Linked DNA regions of Homo sapiens: region 1 is linked to region 2. A link is an interaction called in ENCODE POLR2A ChIA-PET data of the cell type or tissue named here. Cell type or tissue: HepG2. All regions are shown on one strand. Links, peaks and the distances in the headings refer to the core of each region. The heading gives the core; the rest is flanking DNA. Region 1 holds the start of NSUN4 (NOP2/Sun RNA methyltransferase 4). Region 2 overlaps MAST2 (microtubule associated serine/threonine kinase 2).

Region 1 (16,256 bases), core at 4,067-9,066, 370 kb before region 2:
AGTAACTCACCGAAACTTCTCTGGCTGATAAGTAATGGAACCAGGACTAATCCAAGCAGTCTGACTCCAGAATCCTTGCCCTAACCCATATACCATGCTATCTACAGATTGCAGTAAGAGGCAGAACTTCCTAACATTGTAAGTGTTCAACAACAGAATCTCAGTGTGCACCCATCAACGGATGTGTTTAAGCATAGGCTGAATAATGATAATGGGTCCTGCTTGCCTAATCTTCACCGCCAGGTACTATACTAAGTGCTTTCCCTGGATACTCTCACTGAATCCTCACAATAATCCTAAGTGGTAGGATTACCCTGTTTCACAAACGAAGAGGTTGAAGTTCAGCAAGATCAACAGTTTGCCTAAGGTTAGTAAGTAGCACCCCTGTAATGTAGAAACTGGTTAGGCTGACAGGAGAGGTCATGCTCTCTCCATCATGTTCCACTGCTCTCATATCAAGAAAAATGAATAGGCCGGGCGCAGTGGCTCACGCCTATAATCCCAGCACTTTGGGAGGCTGAGGCTAATGGATCACTTGAGGTCAGGTGTTCGAGACCAGTCTGACCAACATGGTGAAACCCCGTCTCTACTAAAAAAATACAAAATTAGTCAGGCGTGGTGGCACACACCTGTAATCCCAGCTGCCTGGGAGGCTGAGGCAAGAGAATCGAACTTTGAACCCAGGCTTGAACCCAGGAGGCGGAGGCTGCAGTGAGCCAAGATTGCGCCACTGCACTCCAGCCTGGGCAACAAGAGCAAAACTGTCTCAAAAAAAAAAAAGAAAAAAATGAGTAGGGGATTCCTACACAGGCAGAAAGCAAGTCTCAAGCCTATCTAAGATTCCATAAGCCTTGGTCTTTCTTTCAGTTTCTTAGAGTGGTTGAGGCAGAATGGTGAGAACTAGACAGATTAGGTAAATCAGGTGACAACACAGAGACAACAGCTATATATTTTATATATTTTTAGAAATATGTGTTCTAAACAAATATTTTTAGAGTATGCCATTTAAAATAAAATAAATAACTTAAAAACATGAAGAGACTGGCCCAGCACAGTGGCTCACACCTATAATCCCAGCACTTTGGGAGGACAAGGTGGGAGGACTGCTCAAGCCCAGGAGTTCGAGGCCAGCCTGGGCAACATAGTGAGACCCCGTCTCTACAAAAAATCATTTGCTGGGCATGGTGGCACACTCTAGTCCCAGCTACTCGGGAAACTGAGGCAGGAGGACCCCTTGAGCCCAGGAGGTTGAGGCTGCAGTGAGCCGTGTTCACACCACTGTACTCCAGCCTGGGTGACAAAGTGAAAACCTGCCACTCAAAAAAAAAAAACTTTAAAAAAATTAATATGGAGATTTTCAACATGATTAATAAGAGATTGTAAATTAGATACTATCCATTTGGCAAAAAAATTAAGTTTGATAGCACCAATATTGGCAGCATGTGGGAAATCAGTACTCATTCATTACCAGTAGGAGTGAAACTGGTTTAACCTCCACAGAGAAATTTAGCAATCGCTATCAAAATCTTAAATGGATGTAAACTGTTATTCAACAACTATACTTCCACAATGTCAACAAAATTAAAAAAGGATTTAACCCCAGGACACATTATTAAATAAAAAAATACAAAGTTCAGAATAGTGAGTATAATATAATATACTACCGGCTGGGCGCAGTGGCTCACGCCTGTAATCCTAGCACTTTGGGAGGCCGAGGCGGGTGGATCACGAGGTCAGGAGGTCAAGACCAGCCTGGCCAAGATGGTGAAGCCCCGTCTCTACTAAAAAAAATACAAAAATTAGCCGGGCGTGGTGGTGGGCGCTTGTAATCCCAGCTACTCGGGAGGCTGAGGCAGAGAATTGCTTGAACCCAGGAGGCGGAGGCTGCAGTGAGCAGAGATCGCGCCATTGCACTCCAGCCTGGGCAACAAAAGCGAAACTCCGTCTCAAAAAAAAAAAAGAAACAATCGTTATCTATAGGGTGGGGAAGTAGGGGGCTACAGGCCAGATGAGAAAAACTCACTTTTCATTGGATACTCTTTTGTGCCTTCTGAATTTTGTACCATGTGCTGTACTAACATTCAAAAATAAATAAATGAGCTTATTCTTACTTACCTTCATGAGGCTTTCTGAGCAACCAAGTGACTTGAGAAATAAAGTAAGCCTAGTAAATTTTTCCCCTACTCAAATAGTTTCAAATTCTTTTTTGCTGCCAACTATCTTTAATAGAGATAATAACCAGTCATCTAAGCTGATTTTTCTTTTGGTCAAATCACCAATGTAGAACTGGCCAGTCCAGAAACAGCTCTACATGCTCAAACATAGGGGCTGGATCCTAACCCCTCAGGCCCTAGAACCAGGATGGGGAGGCCGCATTAAGCTGGATGCATGTCCTAAATCAAGAATCACTCACCCGGTCATAGGTGTCCCCCTCCAGTTCTCCCCATTTCCTGCCATCCCATGAGGTAACTCGAACTTGATTTCCATCCCTGATCTCTTCAGGCACATAGCTGTGAAGGATCTTCTGTAGTCTGGCTATTCGGGACGGGGAGAGATCATTGGCAGCAAGATTGCCTATGGAAATAAAGATACTTCAGAGGCCATGACCCAATGAAACATTCCACCAGCAATGGCGCTGATGGAGTCAGACCAATTCTCAGGTAGTCCCAGCCAATGCAAACCCCAGCATCAGGAACATTTATTATGTGCATGGCACAGCATCAGTCATTCTGAGTGGGGGTACAATGGCAAACACCTAAATGGGCCAGAAAGTATCAAAGTTATTTAAGTCAATGAATAAAGCAGACCAAGTAAGACTCCTTTCCTTTCTCCTTTCCTGTCCTCTCTCCCCTTTCTCCCCTTTCTTTCCCCTTTCCCCTTTTCCTTTCCCCATTACTTTCGCCTTTCTTCTCTCCTTTCCCTCTCCCCTTTCCTCCCTTTCCTTTCTCTCCTTTTCTTTCTCTCCCTCTCTTTCCTTTTGTTTTTTTTTTAAGACAGAGTCTCATTCTGTCGCCCAGGCTGGAGTTCAGTGGCACACTCTCAGCTCACTGCAACCTCCACCTCCTGGGTTCAAGTGATTATCATGCCTTAGCCTCCTGAGTAGCTGGGACTATGGGTGTGCACCACTATACCCGGCTAATTTTTGCATTTTTAGTAGAGACAGCATTTCACCATGTTGGCCAGGCTGGTCTTGAACTCCTGACCTCAGGTGATCCCGCCTGCCTTGGCCTCCCAAAGTGCTAGGATTACAGGTGTGAGCCACTGCACCCAGCCACATTCTTTTTTTTTTTTTTTAAAGACAGGGTCTCTGAGTCTGGGCATAGTGGCTCACGCCTCTCATCCCAGCACTTTGGGAGGACGCCAAAGTAGGTGGATTGCTTCAGCCCAGGAGTTCAAGACCAGCCTGGGCAACATAGCGATACCTCATTTCTACAAAAATAAAAATATATTTAAATAATTTTTTAAAAAGAGACTGGAAGGCCAGGCACGGTGGCTCACACCTGTAATCCCAGCACTTTGGGAGGACAAGGCAGGCGGATCACAAGGTCAGGAGATCGAGACCATCCTGGCTAACATGGTGAAACCCCGTCTCTACTAAAAATACAAAAAATTAGCCGGGCATGGGGGTGGGTACCTGTAGTCCCAGCTACTCGGGAGGCTGAGGCAGGGGAAAGGCGTGAACCCGGGAGGCAGAGCTTGCAGTGAGCCGAGATGGCGCCACTGCATTCCAGCCTGGGCGACAGAGCAAGGCTCCATCTCAAAAAAAAAAAAAAAAAAAAAAAGAGACTGGGTCTCACTATGTTGCCCAGGTAGGTCTTGAATTCCTGGCCTCAAGCAATTCTCCCACCTCAGCCTCCCAAAGTGCTGGGATGATGGGTGTGGGCCACCATGCCCAGCCAAGAATATTTATTTCTAAAAAAATATGCTCTCCCACTATTCTGGAAACCTATGGCTCTCTTCATCTTTGGTAGATACTACAGTTTATTTAGCCAAAATCATTCTCCTCTTCCTCCTTATTAATAGAACCCCAATTTTTTGGAAGGGGAAAATTGCCCCAAAAGACTACATTTCTCAACCTTTCTTTAGTTTCGCTCTTGTTGCCCAGGCTAGAGTGCAATGGCGCGATCTCGGCTTACCATAACCTCCGCCTCCCGGGTTCAAGCGATTCTCCTGCCTCAGCCTCCCGAGTAGCTGGGATTACAGGCATGCGCCACCACGCCGGCAAATTTTGTATTTTTAGTAGAGACGGGGTTTCTCCATGTTGGTCAGGCTGGTCTTGAACTCCCGACCTCAGGTGATCTGCCTGCGTCGGCCTCCCAAAGTGCTGGGATTACAGGTGTGAGCCACCACACCCGGCTAAGCCTTTCTTTTACAACTAAGTATGACTATATGACTAACTTTTGGTCATAGTTGTAGGCATAAGTATTGGATAGGAATTCTGGGAAGATATTTTTAAAAGGCTGACATAATTGGGAGATGAAATGAGTCTCTTTTGCCCAATCCTTTCCTCTTGACTCAAATATGGATGTGATGGCTGGACTTCCAGCAGTCATTCTGGACCATGAGGCCTTGCCTTAGAGCTTTACTAGTTACATATCTTCTCCCTCTTAAAGGGAGGGAGGCTAAGGCTGACACTAGCAACAAAATACGTTGCAAAAGGAAAAAGGGAGCTTAAGTCCCTGATAATTGTGGAGCCTCCATACCTGGAGTGCCTATATCTCAGCTTCTCTTATGTAAGAGATAAATTAATGTTTCCTCTTTAAGCCAATTAGTTAGGTTTTCTATCAAATGCAACCAAACCTAATTCTGATTTACCATCTACCTTTCATTTTCTCTTTATTGGTAGACATGAGTTCAAGAAATATCTCACTTTGCTCTTAGTGCTACTATGAGAAAAATATTGCAAGCTTGATGATAAATGACACTTGATACCTGGCCTCTGAGTCAAAGAACAACAAGGTAGGGTGGGAATGGTAAAGAATGCGAGATGCAAGTGTCCACCTTATCTAATAGTGGTCACTACTATGAACCAGCTTAGTAATCCCATAAATAAATGTCTCCTTTTTTTTTATTTTAATGAAGATGAGGTCTATGTTGCCCAGGCTAGTCTCGAACTCCTGGACTCAAGTATTCCACCTGCCTCAGCCTCCTAGCTTGTGCTGGGATTACAGGCGTGAGTCACCGCCCCCCGGCCAATGTCTCCATTTTTGAGGGCACTCAAAGAAGTAAAAATTGTATTCTCTGCTCTAGAGGAATTTGCAGAAGGATATGAACTGAGAAAAAGAAAGATGGGTTCCAGTTCTGGCTCTACCTCCAATTCTTGTATTATTTATTTAATCTCCACAGAACTCAATTTCTCCCTCCATAAAATATGAGGGCTAGACTAAGTAAACACTAATTTCCCTTCTTATACAAATTCTGTGATCCCGTTTTCCTCGGATCAAGAGTTGTCGCTTGATGAGGAGCTGGGATGAAGGTGAGGTGCTGATAGTTAAGCATGCCTTAGAAGAACAACTCTCAATTACTTCTTCTTTGCCCTTCTTCCTCCTCCTAGTTCAAGTTCCTCCTCCTCCAAGTAACCCTACCCTTACTCATCTCCCTTCTAATGGATTCCCACAGCATTCAGTCAGATAAGAATTGTCCAGCACACAGGCTGGGCTCTCTTGCATTGGATTCATTAAGCCCATGACCCCACCTTTTCTTCTCTCCCTCTGGACTTCCAGAAGGCTATGACCGAATGTGATATCTCTCTGAATCAACCAATGCCTATCATAAGGCTGGATGCTGACTCAAACTGTGCAAGCTGGCTGACAAGACCTGGAAAAGAAGGGTCTAGGTCCAACAGAAGGGCTTGGGCACACGGCAAGAGAAGCCTGGCTGAGCTCCAGGTTAGGTGTGTAAATTACGGCCCTTTGTCAGGGGCCAAAGGAAAAAAACTATCTATTTTAAGGCAGGATATCGGCCAGTGGATGGCTGAAGTGAGTACTTAACAGTGCACAAGGCGCCAGGCGCGGTGGCTCACGCCTGTAATCCCAGCACTTTGGGAGGCCAAGGTGGGCGGATCACGAGGTCAGGAGATCAAGACCATCCTGGCTAACACGGTGAAACCCTATCTCTACTAAAAATACAAAAAAATTAGCCGGGCATGGTGGCGGGTGCCCGTGGTCCCAGCTATCTGGGAGGCTGAGGCAGGAGAATGGCATGAACCCGGGAGGCGGAGTTTGCAGTGAGCCGAGATCACGCCACTGCACTCCAGCCTGGGTGACAGAACAAGACTCCGTCTCAAAAAAAAAAAAACAAAAAAACAAACCAAAAAAAACAGTGCACAAGACTGGGCGCGGTGGTTCACACCTGTAATCTCAGCACTTTGGGAGGCCGAGGTGGGTGGATTGCGAGGTCAGGAATTCGAGACCAGCCTGGCCAACATGGTGAAACCCCATCTCTACTAAAAATACAAAAATTATCCGGGTGTGGTGGTGGGTGCCTGTAATCCCAGCTACTCAGGAGGCTGAGGCAAGAGAATTGCTTGGAACCAGAAGGCGAAGGTTGTATTGAGCTAAGATCGTGCCACTGCACTCCAGCTTGGGTAGAAAAGCGAAACTTCTTCTCAAAAAAAAAAAAAAAAAAAAAAAACAGTGCACAAGGCCTTCGCTGGGCTACTTTACTGAGACAAATAAGATGTGGGCCTATCCCCAAGGAATCCACTTTTTTTTTTTTTTTTTTTTTTTTTTTGAGACAGAGTTTTGCTCTTGTTGCCCAAGCGGAAGTGCAATGGCGTGATCTCAGCTCACTGCAACCTCCATCTCCCAGGTTCAAGCGATTTTCCTGCCTCAGCCTCCCAAGTAGTTGGGATTAGCCCACCACCAGGCCCGGCTAATTTTTTGTATTTTTAATAGAAACGGGGTTTTACCATGTTAGCCAGGCTTGTCTTGAACTCCTGACCTCAGGTGATCCACCCGCCTCAGCCTTCCAAAGTGCTGGAATTATAGGCGTGAGCCACCGTGCCCGGCCAGAATCCATCATCTTTAAGAGGGAGAAGATATATAACTAGTAAAGCCCTAAGGCAAGGCTAATGTTGCAAGGGCGATACCCATGCTGTGGGAGCGTAGGAGACAGGCATCATTTCTGAACCGGCCAGCAGAGGTCGTAAGGACAGACGTCCAGGAGGTGGCACACTTGAGCTGAGGCTTGAAAGTCAAAAGGATGACTGGGCAGGCAGGATATCAGCCAGTGGATGGCTGAAGTGAGTACTTGACACAAGGGGCCGGGCGCGGTGGCTCATGCCTGTAATCCCAGCAATTTGGGAGGCCTAGGCGGGCAGATCACAAGGTCAGGAGATTGAGACCATCCTGGCTAACAGGGTGAAACCCTGTCTCTACTAAAAGTACAAAAACAAATTAGCTGGGCGTGGTGGTGGGCGCCTGTAGTCCTAGCTAGTAGGGAGGCTGAGGCAGGAGAATGGCGTGAACCCAGGAGGCGGAGCTTGCAGTGAGCCGAGGTCGTGCCACTGCACTCCAACCTGGGTGACAGAGTGAGACTCCATCTCGAAAAAAAGAGAAAAAAAAAGAAAGAAAAAAAAAAAGAAAGTCAAAAGGATTTGGACAGCCAAGGGTGAGGGAATTCCAGGGAGAAAATTTAACAAGAGCAAAGGCAACAGAGAGTAGCAGAGTAAGGTTAAAGCACATAAAGCCTAGAAGAGTGACATATAAAGCATATAAATGGTGGCTGCAGGCAGATCTTATCATTTTAGTTGGTAGGCTAAAGAAATGGGCTTAATCTTAGAGGAAAAGTAAACAGATGAAGAGGAGTGTGTATCATGTGATCAACTGATCAGAGCCCTACTTCAATCTGACTTCAGAGAACTTGCTCAGCAATCTTTCTTGACCAATTGACAGAGAAAGAGAGGAACTAATGAAAAAATACACAAGCTTAGAAAGTAAGTACTACCCTCCACTCTGACTTTGGGACTAGAGAACCTACCATATTCTTTTTTTGTGTGTGTGTGAGACAGGGTTTCACTCTGTCGCCAAGGCTGGAGTGCAGTGGCAGGATCTCAGCTCATTGTAACCTCCACTTCCCGGGTTCAAGCAATTCTCCTGCCTCAGCCTCCTGAGTAGCTGGTATTACAGGAGTGCACCACCACACCCAGCTAATTTATGTATTTTTAGTAGAGATGGTGTTTCACCATGTTGACCAGGCTGGTCTGGAACTCCTGACATCAGGTGGTCCGCCTCCCTCGGCTTCCCAAAGTGCTGGGATTACAGGCGGGAGCCACTGCGCCTGGCCGAACCTACCATATTAAATGTACCTGGGACTAGGTGAGGTGGGGAGCTCTCTCTGCCCAACACACCAGCACCCTGACTTACGGCAACAGCCAGTCTGAAGCAACGCTAGTGTCTTTCCCCCAGGAGCTGCACATAGGTCAAGCACGATGTCCCCAGGCTGCAGGCCGAGGGCCAGAACAGGCAGCAAGGAGGCAGCATCCATCAGGTAGTACTCCATGACACCCAGGCTGCCAGGTCTGGAAAAGAGGAGACCACTTTATTGTTAAATTCCAGGTCAGGACACCCACTGGGAGTCTAGGCCACCAAGTCTATGCCCTCTGGGGCTTGAGCTCCAATCACCAAAAACTCATTTTTCAGACCCACACTTACTTATTCACTTATTCATTCATCTATACGGGAGCCAGAATGATTATTTATTTACTGATTGATTGACTGACGGAGTTTCACTTTTGTTACCCAGGCTGAAGCGCAGTGGCACGATCTCGTCTCGCTGCAACCTCCACCTCCCAGGTTCAAGTGATTCTCCCGTCTCAGCCTCCTGAATATCTGGGATTACAGGTGCCCGCCACCATGCCTGGCTAATTTTTTTTTTTTTTTTTTTTTTTGAGACACAGTCTCGCTCTGTTGCCCAGGCTGGAGTGCGGTGGCGCAATCTTGGCTCACTGCAACCTCTGCCTCCCAGATTCAAGTGATTCTCCTGCCTCAGCCTCCCAAGTAGCTGGGATTACAGGCTTGTGCCACCATGCCCAGCTAATTTTTTGTATTTTTTAGTAGAGATGGGGTTTCACCATTTTGGCCAGGCTGGTCTTGAACTCCTAACCTCAGATGATCTGCCCGCCTCGGCCTCCCAAAGTGCTGGGATTACAGGTGTGAACCACTGTGCCTGGCCAATTATTGTTTTTAAATAGCTGTCTTCCTCACTAAACTGGAAGCTCTATGAGGGCTTGTTCATCAAGGCACTTAAATGCCTAGCATTTGGTAGATAATTTTTTTTTTTTTTTTTTTTGAGACAGAGTCTCGCTCTGTCGCCCAGACTGGAGTACGGTGGCACGATCTCAGCTCACTGCAACCTCCACCTCCTGGGTTCAAGCAATTCTCCTGCCTCAGCCTCCCAAGTAGCTGGGACTACAGGCGCACGCCACCACACCCAGCTAATTTTTTTGTATTTTAGTAGAGACAGGGTTTCATCATGTTGCCCAGGCTGGTCTCAAACTCCTGAGCTCAGGCAATCCGCCCGCCTCAGCCTCACAAAGTGCTAGGATTAAAGGCGTGAGCCACCACACCCGGCCAATATTTTTTAATAAATAAATCAGTCTTTCAAAAATCAATTCCCATACCCTACAACTAACATTGAGCTCTCCTTAATTGTTAAAGCATAATTCAGCATTTGATTCTGCAGTCTTTTCTCATTCAACTTCATATACATGAGGATTGAATCAAGAAACTGAACTTCTCCTTTCTTTTTCCCAGTCTAATACCAAGTTTGTGCCCCTAGACCAGCCCTATTTCCTAGGAAAGTCCCACTACCTCTTTGCTACCATGAAGTTACTTTTCCTATTCACTTTGATGGGTGGCTGTGAGGGCAAAATGAGAAGACTGCTGTGAATAACACATTTCAACTTGAGAGGGCCCAGTGAGTGCTCATGTAAAAGGTGGCTGTTTTCTACCAGAGGCACAGAGCAGAGTGGGTTCAAAGTGCAGGTTCTGGGTCTAAATATTAGTCACACCACTTACCATCTGAGGGACCTAAAGCAAGTAAGAATCTTAACTTCTCTGTACCTCAGTTTCTCCAAATGTAAAACAGCAATAATATTACCTACTTCATAAGGCTGCTGACAGAACAAAAAGAGATAACATATGTACAGCACCTCAAAAAAATGCCTAGTCTGTATAAACATGCCATAAATATTAGCAATATTATGGTCCTTATTACAGAGGGTAGAAGCTGGGTCTCAACATGTCTACTTCCAGCAGACACTCAGGACCGCTCCAGTCATGGCTCCAGATCCTACCTGGCAGGAGGGAAGCGACTGATATCCCCTCTGTCAAAAGTGAAGCATCGAAGGTTCGGACTGCAGGCCCAGGAGGCAGGGGATGGGGCTGCAGATTGGCCACCCTCAGACTGCAGTTCCCAGTGGGAGATGGCTTCATTCACAAAATCCTTGGCACTCAGCTGCTCCAGCTTAGCACTTACATGATCCCAGGCAGCAAAGTTATTGACCAGTGCACCATACTTCTGCTCTGAGAGGAGACTGACACGGATTGATGGCCAAAGATCTCCAAACTGCACACTGTAAGTCATGTCAAAATTCTGCAAAGCCAGTCGAACAGCAGGGAATTTGGGCTCTGTGGCAGCCTAAAAGAGAGAGGACAGGCTTATTGGTTTTCCCAGTCTTGACTCTACCCCCTACTACCTGACCCCCACCTCAGAGCCTAGGGGCAAACTTGGATCCAGCTAGTGCCCACTCCTGCTTTTGCATCCTGCCTGCCTGCCAGAGAAGTGTGAGAGGGAAAAGTAGTGGAGAGTGGGCCTTCCCATCCCAGGGTTGTCAGATAAAGATGTAACTCTCACGGTACTGTGCGGGGGTCATCAAGAAGGGGGACCTTGGAGAAAGAGGAACTTAGGAATATGGGAGCTCAGGAGAGGACTCTTGAGGAGAGCCTGCAGAAGATTAGGAGAAACTATGGAGGCTCTGGGAAGCTTTGAACTTAAAAGCAAAAGGCCCTTTTCTTCTGAACAGTTCTATTTTCAAAGCACTTTCATGTCTACTAGCTTATGTGAGCACTACAACTGATAGCTCAGTAAGATACAAAAAAAAATTAACAACATTTCAATTTGATGAAGAGATGTGGGTAACTTACCTAGCGTCACACAGTGACTAGCACCACCATGCTTAGAATCAGAGGTTTGAGGGTCATGCTGGGAGAGTTCCCAGACCCCAGAAAGGTTGGATAAGGAGGGCCCACAGAATCTTGAGGTGTGAACCAAAACAGGGACTTCTAGGATGACTGCTATGGGGGTAGCAGGGGACAAGAGGACAAGAACAAGGAGGCAGAGTAAAAGAGAAATGAAGACTTCAGATGAGGAGTGCACAAGTCGGTCCTGGTTGCTGCAGCTGGGATGCTTGCTATAGCTGGCAATCTTGTTACTATCTATGCCTTGCTCTGGCCTAGATTTTTGGTCTGGTCAGAACTTTTGCTCTGGCCCTCATTTCTTGTTATGGTGAGGACTCTTGCTCTGTGACTTTTGCCTCGCTGGGACTCTTGCTCTGGCTCCTGCTATGTTGGGGACTCTTGCTCTGGCCTTGACCTTTGCCATGTTGGGGACTCTTGCTCCGGTTCCGACTTTTGCCATCATAGACTCTTGCTCTTGCCCTGACCTCTGCTAATTTGGGGACTCTCACCCTGGTGCTCATTTATGCTAAGTTGGGGACTCTCACTCTGGCCCTGACTTGTGTTTTGTTGAGGATTACTGCTCCGGCCCCAGCTTCTGCTAGGATAGGGACTGCTTTTCTGACTTGGACTTCTGCTCAGATGATGCCTCTTGCTCCAGCTCTGACTTCTGCCATCATGGGGACTCTTGCTTTGGCTCCGGCTTTGGCTTTGGTGGGAACTCCTGCTCTCGCTGTCACTACTCTGGCATTTGCTAATAATAGTCGAACTACAGCTGGGATTGGTGCTACAGCTGGAATCCTTGGATGAAGGCAAAGGGCAGCTGTAGGGGATCTGCAGAGGCTCTTTGCAAGGGCCTTGAGAGGCCACAGGGTAGATATGGAGGCCACAGGGGACAGTATCAGGGTAGGCCCGGACTCGGGGGACAATGGGTAAACTTTGAGGATCAAAGGGTGTTCTCAAAGGGATAAAAGAATAGATGTGGGTAGAACAAGGAGGCATCACAGGCTGACAACGAGGTTGGGGTGGGCCCCTGGGAGTGCTATAGGTGTCACACAGGGGCACAATGGGAGGGGGGCCTGTCGAATGATTGAGGGAGCCAGACAGTGGGCAGGGATGGGGGGTGGAGGGAACCACAGAGCATATATGGGTATTGCAGGGGGGCCCTATGGAGGGTCCATGGCGGCTGCTCTGAGCATAACTATTGGCCGAGACAGGATCACAAGGAAGGCAGAGGGGAAAAGAAGTGGGGATAACACTTTTGAGAGCTCTAGGGACCACAGTCAGTAAGGTAGTCCCTGGGGGAAGTTCTTTGGGGCTGGAATTTGAAGGAGTTGTGATGTATGGCTGCATACAAGAAGGACCAGAGAGGCAGGAGGGAGGTGGGGGACAGGTGTGGGCCTTAGCGGGCTTGGGCTGGCCAGAAGGGGTGTGCTGGGGAGTGTTGACTAGGGAGAGACATTTGTGGGGAGTATGTGACTGTCTTAACTCTGGGGACTTAGGGGACTTCGGTTGGGGGGAAACTGGAGTGGGAAGAGGGGGTTCATTATAGCTTCTGCGGGGAAGTGACTGGGGTGGAGATATAAACTGGTTGCCCAGGGGTGAAGGGAAGGAAAGGACAGAATGAGGACCATGGGGACGAGATGGTTCCTGGGAACAGGGGGGACCAGAAGTTGTGGTGTCCGGGGTTAGGATGAGGTAAGAGTTCCCAGTTGCCTCCCAGGAGAGAAGGGACTCAATGCAAGCCTTCCTGGGAGCCTGGGACTGGGGTGAGCAAGGAGAATCAGTACTCCCGGGGCACAGGCAGATGGCATAGCAAGGACTCCCAGGGGTAGGTATGTAGGCCTCTGAGGAAAGATGGGAGTAATGATAAGAGCCCTCCTGAGGTGAGCTGGGAGAGCCAGGCATGCCTGCCTGAGAAGAGAGTGGGAAGCCACAACAATTTTTCTCAAGGGGCAGGTCAAGCTGTGGTTTGGGTTCACAAGAGTCTAGAGGCTTAAGGCTGCCATGGTAAAAGCTGCCAGTAGGTGGGGAAGATGCTGGGGAGAGAAGGGGGTCATTATAACTTCTCCCTGAGAACCAGTGAGAGGGCAGAGAGATCATCAGCCCAGTTTCCAAAACTCTGTGAGAAAGGGTTGGGGAGGCCATAGGACTAGTTTCCACCGGCCGGCGAGCAAGAGGAGGTGAAATCGTGAGGCAAGTTCCCGGGGTCCTATGTGTAGGAGGAGGCGAAATCATGGGTCCAGTTTCCAAGGGTACATGAGTGAGCTGAGGGGAGGTCACTGGGCTCGTTCCCGGGGACTGATGAGCAAGGGGAAAGGAGGTTGCCGGGCTGGTTCCAAAAGCTGAAGGCCATCCGCTAGAGTAACAGAGATTAGTGTGCTGGTCACAGTACGTGCCTTGAAGACAGGGACGCCGCATTCTGGAGGGACTCATCCAGCTGCAATAAGGTGTCCGCTGACAGAGAGGGGGTGACCCCGGAATGCTGAACTGCTCAAAATAAGGGCTGGAGAGTGGGGAACCCGAGTGGCAGGGCTAGCGGCAGTAGGTCCTTTCCAGGAGTGGGGAAGAGGACTCAAAAGACCATCTCCCTGAGTGCGAGGAAGGTTGTGGGGGTGGAAGAGATGGTGGAGGTGGCGAGGGAATCGGCTGGGGTGGGCAGGGGGGCGTGCCGGTCATAGAAGAAATTCCAGGGCTTCCAGTGAGGCAAGAAAAAGGGTCTCTGGAGAAGCAAGGAGAGTCCAGAGGATGAGAGGATTCGTTGCACCTTTTGCCAGGGTTTGGGCCGGCAGTATGGACAGGGTGGTCGCTGTAACCTTGCCCGGTCGCCAGAGGCAGCTCGAGGTTGAGGAAGGGGCTGAATCCTTTCCTGCAAGGCGGCGGAGACCCAGGAGTGCAGGCAAGGTCGCTATGGTATTTTCCGAGGGGTGAGGGCGACCGGGCTGGAAAATCAATGAGGAAAGGAGAAGTCATGTGGGGGAAGAATGGGCAAGGGAAAGGGGGAGGGGAGGGAGGGAAGTAAAAGGGGGAGTGGGGGACAGAAAGGTAGGTGGACACAGCTGGGGAACAAGAGACAGTGACATCACTAAAAGAATGAAGGCGAAGGTGATGACGCAACTTGGGCGGAGTCAGGAGACTGCAGACGTAACAAGTGGAAGACACTAACGCTCGGGACATAGAGTGCGGACAGAGGCGGTGACGGAAAAGACGAGAGAGGGAGGTGCCTAAGGACGTTCCGTGGAGTGCTTGGGAAAGACGCTAGGCGTTCTAGAGGGCCGGGAAACGGAAAGACTGGAGAAGTTTCCACCCTCACTTTTCCCTCCTGCGCCCCCAGCCGGACCTTACCCATTTCTTCTTATATCGATGTCTCCGCGGGACCGTCGCGAGGTCCACACGCTTCAGCAGCTCCCGGACACCCCTCAGTGTCAGCGCAGCCATATCGGCGTGCTCCACGGGGTAATTCCGACCGGAACCGCGACAGGAGACTCGCGTGTTCCGGGGAGGTGGTGAGCGCCACCCGGCGGGACACGAGCGAAAAAAGGGAAAGGAAATACATCTGACGCTCTCCCAGGACTCCGCGCGCCTCTACAGACTCCGCCCAGCCAGGAGTCCCCTGAAGGCTGCTGGAAAAAGAGCAACCTGGCACCCGGAATAATGACTCTGCCTGGATGCTTAGAGCAGTGCGAGGGACTCCCAAGAAGCCCCTAGCCCACTTGGGGGACCAGGGAGGATTAGGAGTTGGTGGTTGAGTACCGAAAGAGTTAGCTAGGCGAAAAGGGGCGGGAAGGGCCTCCTAGGCCGAAATTGCATGGAGGAAGATCCTTAGGTAGAGGAAAATGAGACCAGGCTTGTAGGCAGAAGCAGATTTGCAGTGAAACAAATGAAGCTTAAGTTTCGGGACCTGGCCGGGCGTGGTGGCTCACGCCTGTAATCCCAGCACTTTGGGAGGCCGAGGCGAGCAGATCACGAGGTCAGGAGATCGAGACCCTCCTGGCTAACACGGTGAAACCCCGTCTCTACCAAAAATACAAAAAATTAGCCGGGCGAGGTTGCTGGCGCCTGCAGTCCCAGCTACTCGGGAAGCTGAGGGATGGCGTGAACCCGGGAGGCGGAGCTTGCAGTGAGCCCAGATCGCGCCACTGCACTCCAGCCTGGGCGACAAAGCGAGACTCCGTCTCAAAAAAAAAAAAAAAAAAAAAAAAAGTGGAGGCGTGAATAACCCACCCCTTGTTTAGCGTACCATCAAGAAATAACCATAAAAATGGGCAAGCAGCCCTTGGAGCTGCTCTATCTATGGACTATCCATTCTTTTATTCTTGTACTTTAATAAACTTGCTCTCACTTTGCATTGCGGACTCGCCCTGAATTCTTTCTTGTGCGAGATCCATGAACCTCTCTTGGGGTCCGGATCGGGACCCCTTTCTGGTAACAATGCCTGTAATCCCAGCCAATCTCCCTGCCTTTTGATCTCCCTGCCTCACTCCTACCCACCCTGATAATTGGCTGTTGAATGATCATTTAAAAACACAGTTTCTGATCATGTCCCTCCTCTCCACTGGATCCCTACTGGTGATGTCAAATGTTGTGGGGCCTAACGCTTCCGCAATTTGAGAAGACATAGTTAAGAAAAATAATACAAAACTTGGCCGGGCGCGGTGGCTCACGCTGCCCCCAGCCGAAAGCTTTTTCTTATTTGGCATTTGAATGTGGAATTTTGGAATTTTCTTATTGGCAACAAATACTGTCAGTTATTTTCCTTGAAGTGACAGGCTCACTTTGTTCATTTTTCAAGAAAAAGGCTGGCCGGCACTGTGGCTCATTCCTGTAATCCTAGCACTTGGGAGGCCGAGGTGGGTGGATCACCTGAGGTCAGGAGTTGGAGACCAGCCAGGCCAACGTGGTGAAACCCAGTCTCTACTAAAAATACAAAAATTAGTTGGGCATGGTGGCTCATGCCTGTAATCCCAGCTACTTGGGAGGCCGAGGCAGGAGAATAACTTGAAACCAGGAGGCAGAGGTTGCAGTGAGCTGAGATCATGCCACTGCACTCCAGGCTGGGCAACAGAGTGAGACTCTGTC
Region 2 (16,256 bases), core at 5,612-10,611:
GGGTATACTGCAATTAAACTCTGATGCCATCCATATAGAGTTAGCATAGACCCCACAGTTTAAGAGCAAAGTCCTCAACAAGACTGCCGCACTTCCAACACCAGTCATAAGTCTTTGTGGGGATGGCAGGGGGAGGGGCCAAGACCACCAGCATATCTGGCTGACTAGCTGCAAGTTCAGGGAGTACTCACAGCCCTCCCACATTCAATAATTTACTAGAACAACTAATAGAATTCAGAGAAGCACTATACTTATTATTACAGTTTTATTATAAAGGATACACAAAGGCAGGGTGAGGTGTGGGAGGGGAAGTAGAGATCCTGTGCCCTCTCCTTGTGGAATCCGGGAGTGTCACCCTCCTGTGTTCACCAACCAGGAAGCTCTACTGAGCTTAAGGTTGTCCAGAGTTTTAATTTTCATTACATAGTCATGATTGATTAAATGATTGGCTAAATGACTGAACTCAATCTCCCGGCCTCTATCTCAACCTTCTAATAATGTGGTTTGTCTTTCTTGTGATCAGTCCCCAACCTGAAACTATCCAGGGGCCCACTACGAGTCACCTCACTGGTATAACAAGACAATCCTATGTTTCAGGAAATTCCAAGGTTTTCAGAGGCTCTGTGCCTACATCTGGACCAAAGATCACAGAAATTCTTTATTCTACCACAGATGCTAAGGCCTAAAAATGTGTGCTACTTTTATTGGGTTTTCTCTATTTCTCCAATATACATTTACCTTAAAAGGCCAAAATTACAGCCGGGCGCGGTGGCTCACGCCTCTAATCCCAGCACTTTGGGAGGCCGAGGCAGGCAGATTGCCTGAGGTCAGGAGTTTGGGACCAGTCTGGCAAACATGGTGAAACTCCGTCTCTACTAAAAATACAAAAAAATTAGCTGGGCGTGGTGGTGTGCACCTGTAATCCCAGCTAGTCGGGAGGCTGAGGCTGAGGCAGGGGAATTGCTTGAACCAGGGAGGTAGAGGTTGCGGTGAGCTGAGATCATACCACTGCACTCCAGCCTGGGCAACAGAGCAAGACTCTTTCAAAAAAAAAAAAAAGCCAAAATTACCACCATTTTAAAGTTTGTTGACAGAATAAAATCAATAATTTTGAAACTGCCTTTGCCAAAATTATGACAGTGAGAAAAATCTGACTAGGAATATTATGACAATGAAAGAAATCTGACCTAACCAACTCCATCTTGCTTCTAACCTCCAAGCTGCCCTTGTACATTTCTGAGCTTAGGCCAAAACTAACTTTGGTAGGAATTTAGTTTACTTTGAAACAAAGAAGGTAACAGCTCCTGCTGGGAAAATACCCTCTGAAGGATTGGGGACCAGACCACTTCGGTAAAACTGACAAATTGGCCACAAGGTTAAAAATTATGGCTCAGGAGTTATTCAGCCAGAGGCCACAAGATTCCTAACCTCACAGATTCTCCTATAGATAACATCATCCCTGACTCAACTACTCAACATTCCCCCATTCCCTAGCCCCCTGCCCACCAAACTATCCTTAAAAAACCCTAGCCTCAGCCAGGTACAGTGGCTCACACCTGTAATCCCAGCACTTTGAGAGGCCAAGGCAGGTGGATCACCTGAGGTCAGGAGTTTGAGACCAGACGGGCCAACATGGTGAAATCCCATCTCTACTAAAACTACAAATATTAGCCAGGTGTGGTGATGCACACCTGTAATTCCAGCTACTCAGGAGGCTGAGGTGGGAGAATCATTTGAACATGGGAGGCAGAGGTTGTAGTGAGCCGAGATCGCGTCACTGCACTCCAGCCTGGGCACTGGAGTGCAATTTTTGAGACTCCATCTCAAAACAAAACAAAACAAAACAAAACCATAGCCTCAGAAATGTGGGGGAGGCTGATTTCAGTAATAAAACTCCAGTCTCCTGTTTGGCCAGCTCTGCGTATATTAAACCCTTTCTCTATTGAAATTCCCCTGTTTTGATAAATTGGCTCTATCTGGACAGTGGGCAAGGAGGACCCATTGGATGGTTACAATTTGAACTGGTCTTATTTTGGGGGAAGGAAGATTAAGATGTTATAACAACATTCTGGGCCAGCATGGTAGCTCACACTTGTAATTCTAGCACTTTGGGAGGCCAAGGCAGGAGGATCACTTCAGCTCAGGAGTTTGAGGCCAGCCTGGGGAACACAGTGAGACTTTGTCTCTACAAAAAAATTAAAAAATTAGTTGGGCATAGTGGTGCGCACATGTAGTCACAGATAATCGGGAGGCTGAGGTGGGAGGACTGTTTGAGCCCAGCAGGTTGAGGCTGCAATGAGCCGTGATCATGCCACTACACTACAGCCTATGTGACAAAGCAGGACCTTGTCTCCAAAGACAAAAGCAAAAACAACAAAACATTCTGAAGAAAATATTTAAACTGATTCTTTAAAAATTCACATAAAAAATAATTTCAACTTTTATTTTAGATTCAGCGGGTACACTTTCAGGTTTATTACCTGGGTATATTGCGTGATGCTGAGGTTTGGGGTACGATTGATCTCATCAATCATGTAGTGAGCACAGAACGCAATAGCTACTTTTTCAACTCTTGCCCCCTCTAAGTAGTCTCCAATCTTTTGTTGCCTTTTTTTTTTTTTTTTTTTTTTGGAAACACAGTCTCACTCTGTTGCCCAGGCTGGAGTGCAGTGGGGCGATTTCAACCTCCATCTCCTGGGTTCAAGCGACTCTCCTGCCTCAGCCTCCTGAGTAGCTGGGATTACAGGCGTGTGCCATGACACCAGGCTAATTTTTGTATTTTTAGTAGAGATGAGTTTTCTCCAGGTTGGCGAGGCTGGTCTTGAACTCCTGACCTCAAGTGATCCACCTGCCTCGGCCTCCCAAAGTGCTGGATTACAGGCGTGAGCCATTGCACCTGGCCTGTTGCCATCTTTATGGCCATGAGTAACCCGCTGTTTAGCTCCCACATATAAGGGAGAACATGCAGTATTTTATTTTCTGTTCCTGCCTTAATTAACTTAGGACAATAGCCTCCAGCTGCATCAGTGATTTCATTCTTTTTTATAGCTACTTTTTTTTGTTTGTTTTGGTTTCAGGTAGGGTCTTATTCTGTCACCCAGGAGTGCAGTGGTGCAGGCATAGCTCATTGCAGCCTCAAAACTCCTGGGCTTAAATGATCCTCCCACCTCAGCCTCCTGAGGAGCAGGAGCTACAGGTGTAAGCCATCATAAAGTGGAAAAGCCAGATAATTTTTTAATTTTTGGAAGAGATGGGGGTCTCACTATGTTGTCCAGGCTGGTCTCAAGCAATTCCCCTACCTTGGCTTCCCCAGGTGTTGACATTACAGGTGTGAGTCACTGTGCCCAGCTAAGCTGATTGTTATTAATGACTTACATTCACGGTTCTAGCTCCAGAAAAAATGACATTATTGAGAAGAATCCTTCCTTAAGGATGGCAATAACTGGCTCAATGGGACCAAAAAAAAAAAAAAAAAACAAAAAATCTGACAGAAAATCTAGCAGCCTAGCAAGCAGGCTTTTTCCACTTTAAGAATCGATTTTAGCAGCTGGAGGAGACAGTTCAAAGGTAAGTGATGATTCATCCCAGAGAAACAAGTTATAAACAAAACTGGGAGCAGTCAGTTGACCTTGAATCAGCTGCTTCATTTATACAGTTTAACTAGTTATAAAGGAATATAATTATATAGCAAGCACCTGTGTAAACACCATCTAGGTTTAACAATGCCATCTTCCAAAATCCCTCCACATAATCCCTCCTGATCAAAACCCCTCCCTTTACCCCATCTAAAGTCAATATTATGATAATCATTTCCTTATAGCTTTACCAACTAAATATGCAACTCTAAACACTCTAGTTTTTCTCTCATACAATTTTAAAAGTGAGATATAACTTTCATGTAACATTTACCCTTAAGTGTGCAGTTTAGAGGTTTTTAGTATATTCACAAAGCTATGCAATCATAACCATTATATAATTCCAGAACATTTTTATCGCCCAAAAATGAATCTATACCTGTTAGCAGTCACTCTTCATTTCCCTCTACTCGAGTGTTAGCAGTCACTCTTCATTTCCATCTACACGAGCCCCTGGCTACTACTAATCTACTTTCTGCCTCTATGAAATTGTGTATCCTGGACATTTCATAGAAATGAGATTATATAATATGTGTCCGTTTGTGTTCTAGTTTGCTTGTTTCTGTACTTTACGTAAGAAAACACCAAGCTGTTTTGCAAAATAGTTGTATTAATTTATACACTCACCAGCAGCACTTATGGATTCCTACTGTTTCACATACTCATCTATACTTGGTTTTGTCACTCTTTAAGCCATTATTGGTCATATAATATCTTTTTGTGATTTTATTTTGCATTTTCTTTCTTTCTTTTTTGAGACAGAGTCTCGCTCTGTTGCCCAGGCTGGAGTGCAGTGCCGTGATCTTTGCTCACTGCAACCTCTGCCTCCCAGGTTGAAGTAATTCTTTTGCCTCGGCCTCCTGAGTAGCTGGGATTACAGGTGTGCGCCACCATGCCCAGCTAATTTTTTTGTATTTTTAGTACGGACAAGGTTTTGCCCTGTTGGCCAGGCTGGTCTTGAACTTCTGGCCTCAAGTGATCTGCCCACCTCGGTCTCCCAAAAGGTTGGCATTACAGGCGTGAGCCACCGCACCCAGCTTCTTTTGCATTTTCATAATTACTAATGAGAGTAAATTATCTTTTCATGCATTTATTGACCACTTGGATCTCTTTTGTGTGAACTGTCCAAGTCCCTTGGCCATTTTTCAATCATACTATCTTTTTATTTTATTGATGTACAGGTTTTTTTGTGTGGTTTTTGTTTTTGTTTTTTAAATATAAGAGATAGGGTTTCACTATGTTGCCCAGGCTGGTCTCGAACTCCTCGGCTCAAGTGATCCGCCCACCTAAGGCTCCCGCAGTGCTAGGATTATAGGAGCCACCTGTGCTGGCCCCAGGAGTTCTTTATATATTCTGAACCCAAGTCCTTTGTTACTTTTATGTGTCACATTATCTTCTCGCACCTTGTGGCTTCTCGTTTCACTCTTTTCATAGTATCTTTTGATAACCAGAACTTTTTTTTTTTTTTTTGAGACAAGAGTCTTGCTCTGTCACTCAGGCTAGAGTGTAGTGGCGCGATCTTGACTCACTGCAACCTCCGCCTCCTGGGTTCAAGCGATTCTCCTGCCTCAGCCTCCCGAGTAGCTGGGATTACAGACACATGCCACCATGCTTGGCTAATTTTTTTGTACTTTTAGTAGAGACGGGGTTTCACCGTCTTAGCCAGGATGGTCTCGATCTCTTGACCTTGTGATCCGCCCGCCTCGGCCTCCCAAAGTGCTGGGATTACAGGCGTGAGCCACTGCACCCGGCCTTTTTGTTTGTTTGTTTGTTTGTTTGTTTGAGATAGAGTTTCCCTCTTGTCGCCCAAGCTGGAATGCAATGGCGCCACCTCGGCTCATTGCAACCTCCACCTCCCGGGTTCAACCCATTCTCCTGCCTCAGCCTCCTGAGTAGCTGGGATTATAGGCGCCCGCCAGCACGCCTGGCTAATTTTTGTATTTTTAGTAGAGACCGGGTTTCACCATGTCAGCCAGGCTGGTCTCGAACTCCTGACCTCAGGTGATCCACCCGCCTTGGCCTCCCAAAGTGCTGGGAATACAGGCATGAGCCACGTGCCCGGTGAAATTCTTCATTTTAAATGTAGTCAAATTTAGGAATCTTATCCTTTATATCCTGTTTTTAAAAAATTTCCCTATTTTAAGGCCATGCAGATTTTCTTCTGTACACCTTCTAAAAGTTTTACTGTATTACCTTTCACATTTAAAATTATAATTCACCTGGAATTGATTTTCTTGTGAAGAGCCACGTTTTCCAATTTCTCTATACAAACATCCAATGGATTTTGCCTACAGCTCTATAGTGCCACTTTTGTCATAAATCAAGTGTCTGAATACGTGTAAATTTGATCCTGGGTTCGTCTTCCTCCCCCTAACTCTTCTCTTCCTATTAGTATTCCTTATCTAAGTTAAGGGTATCAACACATGGCATTAATCACTCAGGGAATCTGAAGACAATCAATCCACATGCCACTGATTTAATCTCTTACATTTTTCTCATAGTCATATATTTTCTTTATTTCAAACATTCCCCTAACATCTTGATAATGGCAATGGCCTCTTAACTGGTCTTCCAACTGCCAGCACTGCCCTCTGTTAATAACTTTTATTTTAACATTTTTATCGTACAATTCACAAATTCTTATGGCCAAAAACCGTAGCAAATTGAATAAAAAGTTAAAGCTGCTTTTTTACTTTTTTCCACAGGTAATCACCACTAGAACAATGTGATTTTAATGTTTCCAGAGTTTTCCTTGCATTCTTCTCACATGTTGTGGCCCCTGAGTAGCTGGGATTACAGGCATGTGCCACTATGCCTGGATAATTTTTGTATTTTTAATAGAGATGGGGTTTTATCATGTCGACCAGGCTGGTCTCCACCTCCTAACCTCAAGTGATCTGCCCACCTCAGCCTCCCAAAGTGTTGGGATTACAAGTGTGACTCACTGTGCCCGGACCACTTTGCCTCTTCAAGCCTTAAAGAGTATTTAGTTTTCCCCGGGTGTGGTGGCTCACACCTGTAATCCCAGCAATTTGGGAGGCTGAGGTGGGCGGATCACCTGAGGTCAGGAGTTCAAAAGCAGCCTGGCCAACATGGTGATACCCCGTCTCTACTAAAAATAAAAAAAAATTTGCTGGGTGTGGTGGTGCACACCTGCAGTCCCAGCTACTTGGGAGGCTAAGGCACAAGAATCACTTGAACCCAGGAGGTGGAGGTTGCGGTGAGCCGAAATTGCACCACTGCACTCCAGCCTGGGCAACAGAGAGAGATTCTGTTTCAAAAAAAAAAAAAAAGTATTCAGTTTTTAGATTAAAAAACCACCTTTGGCAAATCTTGCCTCCACAAGAAAATGAACATATATACAAAATTGGGAATATAATTTTAGGGGATTTATGGCACTTGTAAAACCACTCAGGGTCCATGGATCTTAGGTAAAAAAGAGTCCATGCCATGGACTCCTCATACCTCATCCCTTTAGCACTGCATATAGCCCTCCGTGACTTTCTGCCTACCCATCCATATTTGATTAGCAGTTTATAATCTAGTAACAAACGATCTGTACTTTTTTATGGTCTGTGTTTTTTTTTTTTTTTTGAGACAGAGTCTTGCTCTGTTTCACAGGCTGGAGAGCAGTGCAGTGGCGTGACCGCGGCTTACTGCAGCCGTGACTTCCTGTACTCAAGCGATCCTCCCTCCCACCTCAGCCTACTGAGCAGCTGGGACTACAAGTGTGTATTACCACACCTGGCTTTTTTTTTTTTTTTTTTTTTTTTTTGGAGAGACAGGGACTCACTATATTGCCTAGGCTAGTCTCAAACTCCTGACCTCAAGTGATCCTCCCACCTTGGCCTCCCAAAGTGTTGGAATTACAGGAGTGAGCCATCGTATCCAGGCAACTATAATGCTGTGGACTGTTAATTTCCTAATCATATAATTCTATTTCATACGGATCTTAGAATGAGCTTTCTACCTCATTCAATGAGCTACCTCCAAAAAGAACACCTTGCTTAATGACTAGCTTGGGTTACAAATCTTTACTTTTGTACTCCCAAGCACCCTGGACACACATTTAGTACAGCCCTTAACATACCCTGAACAGGTTGCAACTTGACTGTCCCCTGTGGATGCAGCTTCCTTGGCAGCTCTCTCAAATGATGGCTGTTGGATTTCACATGCCCTTTGTACCACTAGACCTAGAGGTGGGGTAGACATCCTGCTGGCTCATTTCATCTTCAGGCATTCTCCCTCTGTTCTCCATAAAAACACCCAGGTTTGAAATGATGTCATCAGACTACAACAACCATTACTCCTCCTTGCTAAAAGTCACATACAAACCTTTGGGAAATCCCCTTCACTCTTTAAGGATTTTATTCCTGTATCACTCACATTCTTTTTATCATGCCTTCTGTCAGGAGTAATTTCAGTATCTTCACACAATCTTTCCAAAATCCTAGCCTGAGAAGTTTCAGAAAGTCATATAGAAAAGCTGACTAGTCTCACTTTATGTGTATGATCACTAACTTTGGCTCTTCATACTACTGGAAATCAGACCATACTTCTTAGTGTACTCTTTCTCCCATCCTTTTAAAAGACTGTATCATACTTTATCCTCTCTCTTCAGGCTCAGCTAATCACCTCACTTTCCATTTTAGTGAGAAAAAAATATTTTTTTGAGACAGGGTCTTGCTCTTTCTCAAAATCACAATCACAGTTCCGTGCAATCACAGCTCACTGCAGCCTCGAACTCCTCAGACTCAGATGATCCTCCCACCTCAGCCTCCCAAGTAGCTGGAACTACAGGTATGCAACACCATGCCCAGCTAATTTTTGTATCATTTGTAGAGATGGGGTTTCACCATGTTGCCTAGGCTGGTCTCAAACTACTGGGCTGACATGATCTCCCGCCTTGGCCTCCTGAAGTGTGGGGATTACAGGCGTGAGCCACAGCACCTGGCCTCAACTAATCAGAGAAGAACTTCAATAAGCTATCTTTACCACATCTACCCAGCCATAATCTGCACTGTATTCCCCACATCCTCCCCTATTCCTAGAGAAGGACTGTTTGTGCTCCTAGCTAGGCTAACCTACTGCTTATTTACTAGATCCCATCCCCTCTCAACTATAGAAGGACACTGTGCCAGCCATTCTCCTTTCTCTTGCATTATCAGATCTTCTCTTGCTGTTGAATCACTTCCATCAGTGTATGTACATAGACACTGTTACTTTTTTCAAATAAGAAAACTCTCTTGATCTCTCTACCCATCTTTGCATTTCATTTCTGCTCTAACAGCAAAACTCCTTGACAAATTATTTAGTTATTATCTCCATTTTCTTTTTCCCTTTCTTTCTTGACTCACCAATTAGGTTTTGCCCCCACCATTCCATCAAAACAGCTAATCAATGTCAACACTGACATTACATTGCTACATCCCACTGGCAATACTCAGACTTCATGTCACTTGATCTGTCTATATCATTTGGCTCAGGTGATCACATGCTATTTCTGAAATACTCTTTTTATGTGGTTTCCAGGACACTATATATTCTAAGTTTTCCTCTTTCCTTTTGGGTCTCTCCTCATTCTTTTGGTCTCTGAAAACTGGAATGTCCCAGGGTTCAGTCCTTGTACCTTTAGTCCTTTCTGTCTATGTTCACTCCCTAGGTGATGACATCTAGACACACAGATTTAAGATCTTTTTATATGGTGAAAGTCCAACATTTGTATCTCTAGCCCTATTTTTTCCTTGAAATCAAGACAAACATACTGAATTATTCACACAGATGTCTGGAAGACATCTCAATATAGTTATCGAAGGTTCCCAAGGATTAAAGGTCCCAGGATCAAATGACTGTTTTTCAAAGGTGGGGTTTCTAGATGACACAAGCTATAGAAAGATTAGAGGTGGTGCTCAGAGAGCAGGAAGAAGGAAACTGAAATTATGGAGACAAGGTCTAAAGTACAGATCTAGGGCATAAGTGATTGAGGTAGGGTAGTGGAGAGGTTCACTGGAAGACAGGAGTTCAAAGAACAGAAAGTCTTAAGAACTGGAGTTATCAACTACGGGTGTATCGAAACCACCAAGAATAACACATTACAGCTCACAAACAGACTGAAAAAAAGAATAATACAGGAGTAGAACTGAAGAGAGTAATTGGAGTCAAGAGCTAAAATTTTTACAATTGCAATGTATGAAGAGTTTTACAGCTGCAATGATAGGTACTAAATGATACAAATTAATGATATGTAAGATTCTAAGTTTGGGGAGATTAGGGAGAAGACAGTGAAAATAATGAAAAAACAGAGGACATCTACCCTTACTACTAGACCCAATGCTTTGAGATTATGAGAAAAGGGTTAACACTTGAGTAGTCTGCAGATAATCAGTGTTCTAAGCTCTCCCTCTTCCCCTATGATTCCACTAGAACAGGAAGAAGAAAGAATGTTTAGAGAACAGATTACGAGACAGATCTTGCTGATAAAGAACTGGAATTCCAAAAGGTACACTGGAAGGGTTTCCAGAGTCAGGGAGGGATAAGACAGAGCAGGGAATGTTCAGAGGTTTAGATGAATTAAGCATGTAGATGATGGGGTGCGGGTAACCTGAGGGTTCCTGTGGCAATGGGCATAAACAGGAGTAAGGGATAATGAAATTAGCCCAAATAGATTCAATGCAGATAGAGGTGAGGAGTCTATACGTGTCAGGGAGTAAAGAGGGATGGATTACTGGCTGTAAGGGATGTAGCCGTCACATGACCTGCCACCCCTCTCCAAGACTACCCAATTAGTGGCCTGGGTCTAAAACTTTCCCTCATAAGGAAGCTGTGTGGCAAGCTGTCACTTGGCCACAGATTCTTCTTCCTTATTAGCAGAAACTTTTCCCCTCTTCTGGGTATGGAGTAAACTTCTTTGTATTGCTTAAGTGTGTGTGGCATGTGGCACACGGCCAGCCCCACCAGTGTATCTGCCCACCACAGGATGGAATGGGATCTTTGCCACTGGTGCACATCACAGACTCTGATCTTGTTGTATCTGTCCTTTCTGTGAGTGAAATGCTGTTCCAACCAGTGTGCTGAATGTTGAGTCCTCCTTGACAGCTTCAAACCCAAAGAAGATGCAGTGGGCCGAGGTCTGTGGACTCCTACTGACGGCTGGCATTATTACGATCTTAGTCATCTTCCATGCAGCAGGAGTCCTCACCTGGAATTGGCAGCTGGATCTTCCTGCTTGACACTAGGGCTTGAGCTTGACCTTGAATGATAGGGACTGAATGCTTTTATGGAAGGCACACTCTTAGTTCCAGAATACTCATGTAAAATCAATTAGATGATATGTAACAAACAACATTAAAATATGCATGCCTCCTGACCTATTGATCCTACTCCTAAAAATTTATACAGTTTATTCCAAGACTTATCAATTCCATGCCTCCATATATATGCCAGAAAAAGTCTGTGTACATATATACAAAAAGAATATGAAGAAGGATGTTTCTGTAGCATTGATGACTATAATAGTGGAAAAGTATAAACAATCTAAATGTCTATGCTGGTTATCAATTTAATGCCACTAAGCTTCAAATTAATCCTTCAATACCTGCTCTGAGATAAAGAAGAGAATTCCTTTAAGCATCATCTATCCTCTACAGTGAGCATGATGTTAAACTTTCTCAGTAGAGGGTATTGGAGGCACACTGCAGAAAGAACAGGCTCTTGGTGCTAATTCTAGCAACTGCATTATCAGTCAGTGGTGTGGGAACGTGGATATGTGGGTTGCTCTGCCCCAATCACACAGACACCTTTCCACAGCCTTACCTACAAAGATACTGTGTGCTCCAGGCCTGTCCCCACTGACTCTCTCTGTTTGCTTGCTCAACACCCCGACCCCCAGGATTTGTCTTTCACGTCCTTCCTGAGGACACAAAGTGCTCACAGCAGCACCTCTACTTTCTCTCTCTAGGCCTGACCACTGGCTGAGACTCACCTGTGCTCCAGAGGGCTATTCCCTGATTGCTGAGTAACTGTGGACCAGCTTTGGTCTGGGCAAACCAGAAAACATCTCTGCCATCCAGTGGGCTGCAACTACATCCAGTGGGCTGCAACTACAACAAGTCCTGAATCCAGCCTAGAGAATCCTCCTTCCAAGTTAGTTCTTCCTTGAGAACTCTCCTTCAGCTCTATGGTAGCCTATGGAAGTTAGGCTCTTATTGTCATAGTTTGTATTACTTTTATTAAAACTTTTTAAAATCGCTTGTCTGTTATCTGTCTCCTGATTGGGCCTAGACTGATGCAATATTCACCAATAAGAAAATGAATACATTGTGGTACAGTTATACAATGAAATACTCTACAAGTTATAAAAATAAATAAACTGACTTCCAGTTCTGGCCTGGCATGTAAAGAGCTTAGGAGTTGCCACTCTGTTTTAACAAGTAAAAAGCTGAACAAACTGGAGGAGAAAAAAAAAAAAAAAAACACTTCTTAGTCTGTCAGCGAAGTGACATCACAGGATGAACCACTGCCCCCAAAACTGGACAGACAGACAGCAGACACAGTGAGGTACAACTTACCAGAGCAGAAATTCTTTTTTTTTTTTTTTTTTTTTTGAGACAGAGTCTTCCTCTGTTGCCCAGGCTGGAGTGCAGTGGTGCGATCTGGGCTCACTGCAAGCTCTGCCTCCTGGGTTCAAGCCGTTCTCCCGCCTCAGCCTCCTGAGTAGCTGGGACTACAGGCAGCTGCCACCACACCCAGCTAATTTTTTTTTTGTATTTTTAGTAGAGACAGGGTTTCACCATATTAGCCAGGATGGTCTCGAACTCCTGACCTCGTGATCCGCCTGCCTTGGCCTCCCAAAGTGCTGGGATTACAAGTGTGAGCCACCGTGCCCGGCAGGAGCAGAAATTCTTAAGCAGAAACCTCCATAGCAACCAGTGCCAGGGCAGGAAGACCTGAACTGTAACTGAGGAATTGCTGGAAGCTCAGTGTGGATTATGCTGAGAGTTAAAAACTCCAGGGGGATCTAGTCATGGGGGGGCTCCCAAATTTTTGTAAGTTTTATCCAAAGGAGCCTTACTGGATCCTCACAGTGATTACTGAAGAAAATCTCATGATTCCAGCAGGAGGAGGGAAAAGGAACTGTTTTGATACGCGCCGGAGCATTCTGTTCTTAACAAGCCTGTCCTTGGGAGAAACTATTTTGTTTGCATCTAACTTGCTGGGATTTCATCAATGCCAGCTCTACTTGGGGGAAGAAATACCCAATTCCAGCAGCCAAGAACCATCCTGTCCCAGCTATGGTGTGGGGGAAATACTGAGAAGCACTGGAGAAGTTCACAGTCCAGGGACAAAGGCTCATCAAAAGACTGAGACCTAGTCACAAGACTATAGAACAGCATTCCCCAACCTTTTTGGCACCAGGGACTGTTTTCATGGCAGATAATTTTTCCATGGACCAGGAAGTGGGGAGGCAAGGGGTTTACAGGATAATTCAAGCACATTACATTTATTGTGTACTTTGTTTCTATTATTATTACACTGTGATGTATAATGAAATAATTATACAGCTCACCATAATATAGAATCAGTGGGAGCCCTGAACTTGTTTTCCTGCAACTAGATGGTCCTATCTGGGGGTCATGGGAGACAGTGACAGATCATCAGGCATTAGATTCTAATAAGAAGTGTGCAACCTAGATCCCTTGTATGCACAGTTCACAACAGGGTTCATGGTCCTATGAGAATCTAAATGCTGCAGCTGATCTGACAGGAGGCAGAGCTCAGGCGGTAATGTGAGTGATAAGGAGCGGCTGTAAATACAAATGTAGCTTCACTTGATTGTCTGACGCTTACCTCCTACTGTGTGGCCTGGTTTCTAACAGGCCATGAGAAGTACCGGTCCGTGGCCCAGGGGTTGCGGATCCCTGCTATGGAACACTTCTCCTCCCCTACACCTTACCAATACATTACTAAAGGCCTATTTATCACAGCTACTTTTACTCAGTTCATCTCGTCCACCTTTTAACAAAAAAATTACAAAGCTCACTAAAAAGCAAAAAATAGTTTGAGGAGACAGAAAAAGCATCAGAACCAGAGTCAGATATGACAGGAATGTTGCAATGATCAGACTAGGAATTTTTCAAAACGATGATTAATTATGCTAAGCACTTTAATGGGAAAAGTAGACAACACGCAAGAACAGATGGATAATATAAATAGAAATTCTAAGGAAGAATCAAAAGAAAATGTTAAAGATCACTGTAACAGAACTGAAGAATGCCTTTGATGGGCTCATTAATAGACTGAACACTGCTGGGGAAATAATCTTTGATCTTGAGGATATGATAACAGAAACTTCCAAAACTAAAAAGCAAAGAAAAAAGGACCGAAAAAAAAAAAACCAACACCAGAACATCCGAGAACTGTGAGACAATTACAAAAGGTGTGATACGTATGCAGCAGTAATACAAGAAGAAAAAGAGAGAAAGGAAGGGAATTATTTGAAGCAATAATGACATAAAATTTCCCCAAATTAAAGTCAGACACAAAGCCATAAATTCAGGAAACTCAGAAAATACCAAGCAGGATAAATTCAGAAAAAAACTGCACTTAGACATATCATACTCAAACTATAGAAAACCAAAGGTACACAAAAATCTGAAAGAAGCCAGAGGGAAAAAACACCTTATCTTCAGAGGAGCGAAGACAAGAATTACATCCAACTTCTCACAAACCGCACAAGCAAGAAGATAGTGGAGTGAAATATTAAAACTGTTGAGAGACAAAAAAAAAAAACAACAAAAAAACCAAGCAAGCAACCTAAAATTCTGTACCCTGTGAAATTATACTTCAAAGGTGAAGAAGAAATAAAGATTTTCCCTAACAAAAAATGGGGGATTCTATAGCAGTAGATCTGCCTTGCAAGAAATGTTAAAAGAAGTTGTTCAGAGAGAAAATTATATAGGGGAGAAAGTGAACTCTACATGAAACAAGCAAGCACACTGGAGAAGTGATGAAGGTAAACTAAAAACTTGTTTTTCTTATTCTTAATTTGTCTAATAGATAAGTCTGTTCAACATAATATAGGATAAGTATCCCTTATCAGACCAGAAGTGTTTTAAATTTCAAATTTGTTTTCTGATTTTGAAATATTTGCATTATACTAACCAGCTGAACATCCCAAATCTGAAAGCCCAAAATCTAAAAGGCTCCAACAAGCATTTCCTGTGAGGTTCATGTTGGTGCTTAAAAAGTTTTGCATTTTGGATTTCAGATTTTTGGACTGGGGGTGCTTAATCTGTAACAGCAACAATGTATGTGATTAGGTATGCTTTTACATACATTATGCACACACGTACACACATGTGCTTATATATAAGTGAAATGAATGACAGCAAAATTACAAGGTACTGAAGAGAGGATTTAGGTGTATTTTGCCATCATAAGGCAAAGTGGTATAGTGGTATTTGAAGGTTGATTTGGATTACAGTGGACCTTTGAACAACACAGGTTTGAACTGTACGGGTTCACTTATACACAAATTTTTTCAGTAAAAGTTGTATGCCTGCCACTCCTGCATCCCTTTCCACCTCCTCCACCTCTTCTGCCTCTGCCACTCCTGACATAGCAAGACTAATCCTTAATCTTCCTCAGCCTACTCAATGTGAAGATGATGAGGCGAAGACCTTTATGATGATACACTTCCAATTAATGAACAGTAAGTATATTTTCTCTTCCAGTGATTTTCTTAACAAATTTTCTTTTCTCTAGCTTATTTTGTTATGAGTATCGTATATAATACATAAAACATACAAATTATGTGTTAATTAACTATGTTATCAGTAAGGCTTCTGGTCAACAGCAGGCTATTAGTAGTTAAATTTCGGGGCAGTCAAAAGTTATATGCAAGGCCAGGTGCAGTGACTCACGCCTGTAATCCTAGCACTTTGGTAGGCTGAGCCAGGCAGATCACTTGTGGTCAGGAGTTCAAGACCAGCCTGGCCAACATGAAACGTCATCTCTACTAAAAATACAGAATTAGTTGGGTGTGGTGGCACACACCTGTAGTCCCAGCTACTCGGGAGGATGAGGCAGGAGAATCGCTTGAACCTGGGAGGTGGAGGTTGCAGTGACCCAAGATCGCATCACTGCACTCCAGCCTGGGTGACAGAGTGAGACTCTCTCTCAAAAAAAAAAGCCTGCCTGGGCCTCCCCAAAGTGCTGGGATTACAAGTGTGAGCCATCGTGCTCCGCCAGGAATTGAAAATTAAATGAGATACAACTACGCATAGATTAGAATAGCCAAAATCTGGGAGCCTAAGAGCTCAAGGCTGTATTGAGCTGTGACTGTGCCACCATACTCCAACCTGAATGATGGCGTGAGACCCTGCCTTAAAAAAAAAAAAAAAAAAAAAAAGACCCAGATCCACACACTGACACCACCAAATGCTGGCAAGGATATGATGCAACAGGAGCTATTCATTTACTGCTGGTGGGAATGTAAAATGGTACCACCCCTTTGGAAGGCGGCCTGGGAGTTTTTCTTTTTCTTTTTCTGAGACAGAGTCTCACTCTTTTGCCCAGGCTGGAGTGCAGTGGCACAATCTTGGCTCACTGCAACCTCCACCT

What was found. Peaks named below come from ENCODE experiments on the same cell type or tissue, not always from the same donor. Only the 100,000 strongest peaks of a DNase experiment are listed, where the experiment ranks them.
Region 1: POLR2A ChIA-PET joins it to region 2 with 6 read pairs; 1 of 35 experiments calls an interaction of 5 or more read pairs at or near these places.

Annotation. Positions count from the first base shown.
Region 1 is chr1:46,339,186-46,355,441 of GRCh38, reverse strand. NSUN4 (NOP2/Sun RNA methyltransferase 4) reads right to left here and starts at 14,635. Exons shown (of 6, transcript NM_199044.4): 1 at 14,523-14,635; 2 at 10,298-10,641; 3 at 8,367-8,521; 4 at 2,414-2,574. The coding sequence starts at 14,615. RefSeq lists enhancers at 13,348-13,437, 14,565-14,774, 15,435-16,234. In HepG2, for the core only: a CTCF peak has its summit at 7,149 (motif pointing right); a DNase peak (open chromatin) is centred at 7,171.
Region 2 is chr1:45,966,650-45,982,905 of GRCh38, reverse strand. The region is part of intron 5 of MAST2 (microtubule associated serine/threonine kinase 2); the gene reads right to left. Among named protein-coding and RNA genes, the nearest start is that of PIK3R3, 160 kb to the left of the region's middle. RefSeq lists a silencer at 7,226-7,345. In HepG2, for the core only: no CTCF peak of the experiment used is centred there; a DNase peak (open chromatin) is centred at 7,805.